Linked DNA regions of Homo sapiens: region 1 is linked to region 2. Evidence: chromatin loops called from intact Hi-C (ENCODE). Cell type or tissue: gastrocnemius medialis. All regions are shown on one strand. Each heading gives the region's core, and the rest is flanking DNA. Links, peaks and the distances in the headings are about the cores only.

Evidence for each region. A loop is a pair of places that touch in the nucleus more often than their neighbours do. Peaks named below come from ENCODE experiments on the same cell type or tissue, not always from the same donor. Only the 100,000 strongest peaks of a DNase experiment are listed, where the experiment ranks them.
Region 1: a loop joins it to region 2, with 5 times the contacts of the local background. A loop is called at or near these places in 1 of 110 quality-filtered maps.

The regions. Positions count from the first base shown.
Region 1 is chr10:27,940,828-27,946,131 of GRCh38, forward strand. It overlaps ODAD2 (outer dynein arm docking complex subunit 2), which reads right to left. Exons shown (of 20, transcript NM_018076.5): 11 at 3,989-4,135; 12 at 3,395-3,604. Among named protein-coding and RNA genes, the nearest start is that of ODAD2, 56 kb to the right of the region's middle. In gastrocnemius medialis, for the core only: no CTCF peak of the experiment used is centred there; a DNase peak (open chromatin) is centred at 3,358; H3K27me3 peaks cover 273 bases.
Region 2 is chr10:27,894,328-27,899,631 of GRCh38, forward strand. All of the region lies in intron 17 of ODAD2 (outer dynein arm docking complex subunit 2), which reads right to left. Among named protein-coding and RNA genes, the nearest start is that of ODAD2, 100 kb to the right of the region's middle. In gastrocnemius medialis, for the core only: no CTCF peak of the experiment used is centred there; no DNase peak of the experiment used is centred there.

The DNA.
Region 1 (5,304 bases), core at 268-5,267, 47 kb after region 2:
TGTTCATGGAAATCTTAAAAAGAACATTTAAGGCATTCTTCAATAGCTACAGTGTTCCTTACCAAGCTCACCTCCGTCAAAAACAAGAATGCTTTAAAAAATCACTTTTCGTACTCCATAGCAGCCACGGAAAGCAAAGAAACAAAACCCTACAAAAAACCTTCCTCCAGATTTGGGAGCTTATACATTTCCTTCCCACAAGAAATGTAAGCCCACCAAGATAGTATTTTCTTAACATGGCTCTAATATTTACATCAATCATATTTGTAAACCACATCCTCAGCCCAAACATCTCAGAAAACTAGCTTCCCTAAAACCATTAGCACTTTCTAAGGAGAACTGAATGGACTATACACCTTAAAGCCACAAGACCTGTCCAGGAACACTGGCTCACGCCTGTAATCACAACACTTTAGGAGCTCGAGGTGGGAGGATCACTTGAGGCCAGGAATTAGAGACCAGCCTGAACAACATAGCAAGATCCTGTTTCCACTGGAAAAAAAAAAAAAAAGCTGGATGTGGTGGTGCATGTGTGTAGTCCCAGCTACTCAGGAGGCTGAGGTGGGAGGATTGTTTGGGCCCAGGAGTTCAAGTCTGCAGTGAGTTATGATCACACCACTGCACTCCAGCCTGGGCAACAAAGCAAGATCCTGCCCCCCGAACCAAAAAAAAGAAAAAAAAAAAACCATGAGATCTCTTTGGAGGACATAGCCTGCCTCATGTGCTACTGAAACCAACCAAACCAAACAGCACAACTGCCAGCATCCAGTTTTTTTTTTTTTTTTTTTTGCAATAACTAAAGTCACTGAAGATCTTAAGGGAAAGGCAATTTACTATAAGGATTAAGCAGTATGTCAGGTTGCCCCATGGAGGAAGGGAAGTCAGACCTCCCTAGAGCTGCAATTGGCTGTCAGCCTTCCTTGCAGGCTCACTGTCTCTATCTGGGGCTTGGGAGCCATCATCTATGCACGTCTACTCCATTCTTCTGTCCCTGAAGGTCAACTTCCACAGATACTGCCCGTAACCACCAATCTCAAATTTATAAGGGAATAATAGCCTAGGCTAGGTAGAGTCTTTCAATCCCAATTCCAAGTTCCTGGGAGAGAGATCCAGTGGGACTGGCTTGAGACAGGTGGACACTCCTGGTCTAATTAGTTATGGCCCCAGGAAAGACGGGGATGGGGTATGGAGGCTTCCAGGTACTGACTGCAGGTGGGATAGGAACGTGGGAAAAATTCTAAGACCGTGGGATTGAACACAGATGCACAACAATAAATGATGCAGTATGGAAGTGCTCAGAAAGCCCGTAGCATTTGTGACTGTTTTGGAATTGCATGGTGGTTAGCAGGTGCTCCTCACAATCTTTGCCTTGCAAAAATTTATTCCTTGATTTAACCCACTGCCACTATGACCAGCACTACTGGTTGATTCACCAAAAATTGGTTAAATAATTGTCTTAGTTGTTTTGATGAATCTTTCTTAAATGTACGTATAGGTCACAGTCATTTCAATTTTTAATGTTGGAAGTGTTGGGGTCTTCATTTAGAAGTCTGGTGATATTTTTGTGACCAGAAAAATGCCATAGGAACTTAATTCTTGTTTATATCAGTTAGTCTATAGGAAAACTGGTTTTGTTACATGTTGTTTTGCTTAAAGTCACAATTTTTGAGAATCTGTTGATGATATTGAATGAAGACTTACTGTACTAGGTTCCTGAATGTGATGCATAAAACATATTTTATGTTACATTATCCATTCTTATAATTTAATGGGAGTAGTGTCAGTAGACAGTCACATCAACCTACCAAATTGTTTCATTATTTAAGCAGAATAATGATAATCATAGTAATAATTAAATTTTCTGTAACATTTTAATGAAAATTTTCGAACAGAAAAGCTTTAAGAATTGTACAATGATTGCACACAAACCTCCCTACATCCACCACCTGGAGTCTCTAATTAACATTCTGCCACATTCGTTTTATTACATATTTCACCATCTATTCATCCATCTATCCAGCCATAAGTCTATCTCATTTTTGAAACAAATACATTTATAGTGCTTTACAGATGACAAGTGAAAACACAGAATGTCTTTTGGAAAATTTCTGAACACATTTTTCAGTGTACCTATTTACATTAAAATCCATATTTATCCAACAGGTATTTATTAACCGTTCATACGGGTAAGGTACTGGGCTAAGTGCTGTGAAAGACACTAGGATGAATAAGGCCTGTCACTTAAAGTGCAGAAGTGGAAACAATACAGTAAGATAACAGCTCTGGGTGAGACACAAGATCTATTGATCCTTACTAAGAAAGTGAAAACATGTTGACTTTTTAAAGATCTTTCCTAATGATGGCAAAGGTGGTAAGCAGGATTCTGGTATTTTTCTTTTGATGCCAGCTATTGAGAAAATTATTTTTTCTGATTACAAAAGCAAGACTTAGACAAAGAAGACAAATTGGCAAATGTAGAAATGCAGGCAGAAAAATCAGTCAATTCAGAGAAAACTCCTGAGAGCAATTTGTGTGTTTATTTCTAGTGGTTTTTTTTAAAGATGGTAGGTACATCTTTAAAAACTGGGATCATAGATAACAGTTTTTAATCCTGTCATGATTTTATACAATATTAAATATTATACATTTTATTCCTTGCTATTAAATATACTTTTCAGGCTGGGTGCGTTGGCTCACACCTGTAATCCCAGCACTTTCGGAGGCCAAGGTGGGCGGATTACCTGAGCTCAGGAGTTCAAGACCAGCCTGACCAATATAGTGAAACTCTGTCTCTACTAAAAATATAAAAATTGGCCGGGCTTGATGGCGGGCACCTGTAGTCTCAGCTACTTGGGAGGCTGAGACAGGAAAATTGCTTGAACGCTTGAACCCCGTAGGCGGAGGTTGCAGTGAGCCAAGATCGCGCCACTGCACTCCAGCCTGAGCCACAGAAGTGAGGCTCTGTCTCAAAAAAAAAAAAAAAAAAAAAAAAAAAAAAAAAAGGCATCATAGATGTCAACAGCTTTTAAGTTGTAAAGCTTTTGACGTTTTAAAGTTTTCAGCATTCCACCGAGCAGCAGGTCTCACTATCTCTTACCTCCCATGCATGTATACTTGGATGCATTCCTAACAACGTACAATAGGTGGTGACAGTTACATCTGCTTTAAAACTGTCCTATTTCTTCAAAAAATGAGTTTGAAGATGTTTTTGTTTTGGACACTCACTAATATAAATATGCAAAAATAATTCTTAAGGGCAAGCGATACAGACAGAAGGCTCCTGGAACACGCTCTCATGGCTATGGAATTTCCAGCGTGGCCAGAAAGGACAGCAAGGAGCTGTGTGCAGTGGCGGCTGGCACTAGATGACGATGACAACATCACGGCTACTCACCAGTTTGGTGATACCCCCGTGCTGCCTCACCACCCGCCGTGCTCTTTTAAACTTGGCAACATTCGCGATAGTCTCGGCTGCCAAACATTTTAGACTCTTGTGTGGAGAATCAAGTATATTCACCATAATTGGTAAGCCCCCAAGGTCAACAATATTCTGTCTGATTTGAGGATTATGACTGATTTCCTTCAGTATTTTTAATGAACCAATCTGTGTGAGAAAAAAAAAGATGAGTGGCGAATATGTAACCCGTGCTATGTTTTTAAAAATTCCGAGTATACCTAAAATCCTTCCCCAGTTAAGTTTTTTAAGAAATCATTTCCATTCCCAGAGGTTACACACATCTGGCATATTCTCTTTCATTTAAGTAAACAATCCTCATTCAGGAAGCATGAGAGATGAATGGAGAAGAGCAAAAAAAGAAGAAAAGTAGAAAAAAGAGAAAGCTCAGTGAACAGAATCAGCAGGTCATCAGCAATAATAGCAGATAAAGACAAGAACCAGGCAACGAGGCATGGCAGAAACCTAGAGCTAAGAAGAGAGCCCAGGAAGGTGGGAACAAGACTCCGCATCCAAGGTGACAGAGCCACTCACCTTACATTTGACTTCATCGGTTTCAAGCAAATTTATCAGCACTTCCAGGCCTCCAACATCTCTGATGGCCAACTGGCAGGTTTCTTGAGCTAAGCTGAAATCCCTCATTGAACACAACGCAATCACTGTAGCTGTTTGATTTCCTCCCTACAAAGATGCAATGCCAGAGAAAGGTTAAGGAACACCGCATTCCCATAGAAATGCACTAAGTAGTTACGAATCCATGAACTGGAAAACATGTCTCTGAGTGGGCTAGAATTTGTTAAATGAATCAGGTAGAGCCGAAGCATGGAAAAGCTGTACAGAGCATCATAAAACATTGTTCCAATTAAGATTCAACATTTAAAGGCAGGCTGTCTCCTTTAAACAGCTTTAACATCAGGTGGTATTCATCTATTAAAGAGTCATGGGGACAGCCTTGAGAGGCTGACTGAGGAATGCAAGATGTACACAGAGCTAAGAGATGGTTCCCCCAGTTCTTGAACAGGGTATTGCATAATGCAAAGCACGTCTGAAAATTATTCCTACAGATGTGCATAGAACAGTCCGGAATAGGGAGAACTCAGAGAAAAGGAAAACGTGCAGGAAGCAGCACCGCAATCCATACTGGAACCTAGAGTAGGTGGTTTGAGGGCCGTGGGATTGGGAAAAGAGAGGCAATTCCAGCAGGACCTGCAAATGAATGGGATGGGCAGGACGAAGAAGAAAGCAAGCTTCACTGTGGTGAGCAAAATCCTGGCTGAACGCAGAGTCTTGCAAACCAATGTCTTCTTGGTGAATCGCTACATGTAAAGAGTAGTAGTGAGATGCTCCTTCAGGATTAAAAAACAAAACCCAAAAGATTAAAAATAAAAAAGAATGATCAGTAAACCAGACCTGCCAGGAGATTAAAATCAGAATTCACTGCAGGAACTCTTAGACAATGTCCACTGGTCATTTCTGCTTTGAAAATCTTCTAAGGAGTAGTGCATATTACCACTACTGCTATTCAGCTGGCTGATAAGAGTTCTGGCATCAGCACTAAAGTAGCGCATCACACACAAAAGCAAGAAGGCTGTTCATTTTTGTAAAAGGTGCTGGTAATAGACAAGCCTTTGATCCCTGCTTCAAACATAGTACCAATGTTTTAAGGGAAGACACCTTAAATTATGTTTATTTCCATTTATTAAGCATTATATTTCCATTATCTATTGTGTATATATATATAATTATGTATACAAATAGATTATATATATAATAGATAAGGTAAACATTGTCTATTTTATAAATTTATTCATTATCTACTGCCCATTATCTATTGTATAATTTTAAAATGT
Region 2 (5,304 bases), core at 200-5,199:
AAGTACACATAACCTCCACGGATATACATTTACATGTATCTTTGGTCATATTATTTCCCACTAATCCAAAAGGCAGTTGATCGTAAAATAAACTATTATTTTATGTACCACCAAGAAAATCACCACTGATTAACCTATGATATAAAGTTACTGATAAAACAAATATATGGGGAGCTATGCTAAAATTTTTACCAAAGGGTCAGCAGTAACTATTTTCTCTCCCTGTGTGAAAGAACATTCTAGAAAGGCTTAAAAGAAATTTTTTTTGAGACAGGGTCTTGCTTTGTTGCCCAGGCTTGAGTGCAGTGGCGCAATCACGCCTCACTGAAGCCTCAACCTCCCAGGCTCAAGCAATCCTCCCACCTCAGTCTCCAGAGTAGCTGGGACTACAGGCATGTGCATTAAAAAAAAAAAAAATTGTTGTAGAGGAGTCTCCCTATGCTCCCCCAGCTGACCTCAAAATCCTGAGTTGAAGCAATCCTCCCCACTTGGCCTCTCAAGTTCTGGGGTCACAGGTGTGAGCCACTTTGCCCGGCTTCAAATGAAATTTTTGTTTCACTCAACCTCACTGTTCCTTAACACTGGAAACTTAATTATGTAAATGAATTATGATATATCCATACAATATAATACTATATAGCCAAAGAAAATTAGACAGGCATATGGAAAGACATACAGAGAGAATTAGAGAGAGACTCACTAGTCATCGGTACGAAAAAAAAAAAAAACTGTTAGCTCTTAATATCAGTTATCCCCAAGTGCTAAAATTACAGGTGATTTTTTTAATTTGCTTTTCTTTAGTTTCTAAAACTTATATAATGAACATGTAAGCACACACAAACTCATTTAATTCTTGAGGTTTACAACTTTTCATAGCAGATGGCTTACAAAAACAACTCTGTCTTACTTGCATATCTCAGACCTGGGCACCAAAACGATAGCCGCTAACTACATGTAACTATTTATACTTTTATATTTTTATTTCCTATTTGAGATGGAGTCTAGCTCTGTCACCCAGTGCACTGGAGCAATCTTTGCTCACTACAACTGCAGCCTCCTGGGTTCAAATGATTCTTGTGCCTCCCAAGTAGCTGGGATTACAGGCATGCGCCACCAAGCCTAGCTAATTTTTGTATTTTTAGTAGAGATGGGGTTTTGCCATGTTGGCCAGGCTGGGTCTTGAACCCCTGGCTTCCAGCTATTCACCCGCCTCGGCCTCCCAAAGTGCTGGGATTATAGACATGAGCCACCACACCTGACCTAAACTTTAATTAAAACTGCATATAACTCAAAATTCAGTTATTTGGCCCTACTAGTCACATTCCAAGCACTGAATAGCCACATGTGGCTAGTAGTTGCCGTATCTGAACAATACCTTTTCATCATCACGCAAAGTGCTATTAATAGAGTTGCCCTAACCATGGTTTGATTCAGATCTGTGTAAATAATGAGATGCTATTATTAAACAGTATAAATGTGCTTTCTTTCCTCTTGCCTTTCTGAGCACATGACCTCTGTCATATTCTACTCCTGAAGTACCCTTCTGCCTTGGAAGAATGTGATTTGTTGTAGAAGGACGCAAGGTGGGAGACAAATATAATATTCAGCTTCTGACCCTGAAAAATAGGACCTTTTAAGAAGAAACAGCCTTGCAAATCAGGCCACTTTCTTAAGGAAAGATGCTTTAAATTTCCCTCTCTCTCATTTCAAGCGTTCACTAGACAAGTGTCTTCAACATTTTGCTCACATATCCCAATGCACTTTTGAAAAGCTGTGTATCTTCTTCATCTCTTTTGAATTGACATCTAAAAATGTTCATCATGAATTTAGCCACAAAGATTTACTTTCTGATATTATACACGTCAATGAAATTTTGTCCCTGCATATTTAGTTAATTCAATAAATGGAAATATCTTCCTTATTACCTAATCATAAAAGCCAGTGCTCATTGTTGAAATAATCAGCCAAATTAGTAATCTGCTAGGAAAAGTCTGACTTTGATTTTTTAAATTCATATCAAGGTATTAATTAGGATCCCTTTGATAACTTTCTCACTTCTGGATTGAAATTCAAAGATATCAATGGGTAGGCAATATTCAAATTCAAGTACATAGATTGATAGGTAATAGATGGATGATTGATTGAAAGATAGAGAGATAGATAAGCAGGCCATGCGTTTGTTGCCTGGATAAAATAAGGAGGTGCCTCTTTCAGTATTCCTTTCTATTCTTGCTCTTCTGGTTTTGTTCTTCCTGGACTTGCCCTCAGGAATTAGGCATTCTAGAACCATCCTTTTGCTTGGTGCTCTAGAAATCTTTTACAGTACTCAGAGCAATGTGTTTATAGGATTAAGGAACAGTGAGAGCCAGGCCTGTCTTTTTTTCTCCATCTGTGCTTGTGTATGTGTACTCTTTCTAGATACGTAGATATATGTATATAGATATAGATATATAGATACATGCACAAAATCACACACACATGCCTCTTCCATGTTTATCACTTCTTAAACCTGAGCTATCTTCTGGATTTCATACTAGCCTCCTTCTCTTAATAGCTGAGCTTCTAGAAAAAACTATGAATCCTTTTTTCCTCTATTTCCTCCCCTCAATTCATTTCTCGCTCCAGTGCCATCCAACTTAAACTCTCGCCTCTCAGTGGAAATGGCTACAACCACGACCGCCTAATTCCTGTACTTAATGTACTCTTTTCACTTTTCAAGGGAAATTGTCTTCTTAGGGGTAAATAATACTGTTGAACATTCTCCCTCCCTCTTGATTTCTCTCCTTTCTTGGCTTTTTTGTAATCAAGTTCTCCTGGTTTTCCCATCCCCTTCCCACCCGCCTGCCTTCTTTCTTTACTTCACTCTGTCATTGGTGGTCTCCTCTCACTCCAGTCCTTCTCCCTTCCACCTACACTCAGACCTCCACTACCTCCTAAAGGCTAATGAGCCCTACTCATATATCTCCATCCAGAATTCTCTCCTGACATCCAGATTCGTGTATTCAAATGACTGGACATCTCTACCTGGAGGAAGGCAACTCCATCATCTTTTCCTCAGACGATGTTATTCCCATGTTTGGTAAAAATTCTATCATGTTCCTAGCTGTCAACATTAAAGAAAAAAAATCCAAAATTCAAACATCCAATCACTCACCAATTCCTGATTCTACTTTTCAATTCTTTCTTATATTGTCTCTTCTCTCCATCCACACTGCCATGGTGTTAGGTCAAATTTTAATCATTTTCATCTGAACTACTGTAATAGCCCAATTTGTCACCCATTCTTACATGGTTTATTTTCTAATTAGCCATGTGGCTCATGTCACTTTCTTGTTGACGATTCTTCAAATGTTCGTGTTGCCGCAATGATAAATGCATACAAGAGAGGGCAGTTCCTGGTGAGAGATGTGATCAAGCAGAGATCTTTTTCAGGAGGCTGTCTTTCCTTTAAGACAAGAAGAGGGCTGGAGGCAGGGAGTATTCAGAGGGTAGGTGAAGTTCAAGAGAAATGGAACAGGAAGAAGCTCTTTCAGTAGCCTAGGATCTAGTTTAGACCTTGGGGCCAAGAGCAAAGAGAGAGGTGGGCTGGGTCATGTTTTAGGCTGCTTGCATACGAGACCAGCCAGATATTCAGGAAAGAAAGCCCATGTGAGAATAATGAATATGAAAATACTGAAAAATCTTTTAAGCCCAATAATAGATAATTAGATTTGGAGTTGAAATTCATAAGAAGACAGAACACACTTTACATATAATAATAGCACTAAGCAGAAATAATATCTATCAAAATGGCAACTCACCAATGATAATATTAAATTTGACATTTAAATATAGATTTTCAATGACCATTGACAGTTAATCAGTATCTATAACATCCTTTTTTAGGAAAGGGAAAGGACTTTAGTTATTATTATATTAGTTATGATTATTTAGCCATATTCATCTTAGTATTCATCCTCTCTACTAAATTTGTGGTTTTGCCAAATATATCTTCAATTTCCAAAAAAAACAGTTTTAAGCCTATGAATTTTTAATAACAGTTTATGTGAACCCTTAGGTGTTTCTGAGAATATTAATTTTAAAATTATTTCATTCCTTACATTATCTCTGTTTCTTCTGAAGTCAGTTCTGCTAGTTCATGTGGGTGTGTGTCTTTAACATGGTTAGTATTCCTTAAATATATAGTGATCTTTGTTTAAATTTATGAATGAAGGACTGGACTGATTAGTTAAAGTGACTGATTAAGATTATCCTTCAAGGATTTGTATCAATCTTTCCCCAGTTGGCTTATTTCTTTCCCTGTAAACAATATTATTTAAATTTGGCACTTTAAAAAATATATTTGAACTTTAATAGGAATTATATTATATATCTATTTCTGCAAGTTTTTATTTTGTTCAACATATTTGTGATATGTATTGATATTGACGAATACATTGCCAAAATACATTGATTTTTCACTGCTGCAATGTATAACATAGTGTGATTCCAGTAAGGATTTGAGATCTTTTTAATTTTTTGGCTGTGATAACAAATGATTCCATTAATGGGTTTATAATAGGTCTCCTCTATTCCAAACACACATTACAATTCGCTTTTTAAAAAATATTATATTTAGGATGACATTTAGAGTCAAGTTAAATTTATTGTAGAACTATCCTTTATATAAAAATATTCAACAAGACCTAGGCAAGATGGCCAAATAGGAACAGCTCTGGTCTGCAGCTCCCAGTGAGATCGACACAGAAAGTGGGTGATTTCTGCATTTCCAATTGAGGTACCCATCTCATCTCATTGGGACTTGTTAGACAGTGGGTACAGCCCACGGAGGGCAAGCAGAAGCAGACTGGGGCGTCACCTCACTTGGGAAGCACAAGGGATCAGTGAAATCCCTCCCCTAGCCAAGGGAAGGGGGAGTGTGGGACTGTGCCATGAGGAACAGTATACTCTGGCCCAGATACTACACTTTTCCCACGGTCTTTGCAACCCGCAGACCAGGAGATTCCCTCAGGCGCCCACACCACCAAAGCCATGGGTTTCAAGCACAAAACTGGGGGGCCATTTCAGCAGACACCCAGCTAGCTGCAGGAGTGTTTTTTTCATACCCCAGTGGTGCCCGGAATGCCAGCGAGACAGAACTGTTCACACTCCTGGAAAGGAGGCTGAAGCCAGGGAGCCAAGTGGTCTAGCTCAGCAGATCCCACTCCCACGGAGCCCAGCAAGCTAAGATCCACTGGCTTGAAATTCTCGCTGTGAGCATAGCAGTCCAAAGTCGACCTGGCATGCTCAAGCTTGGTGGGGGAG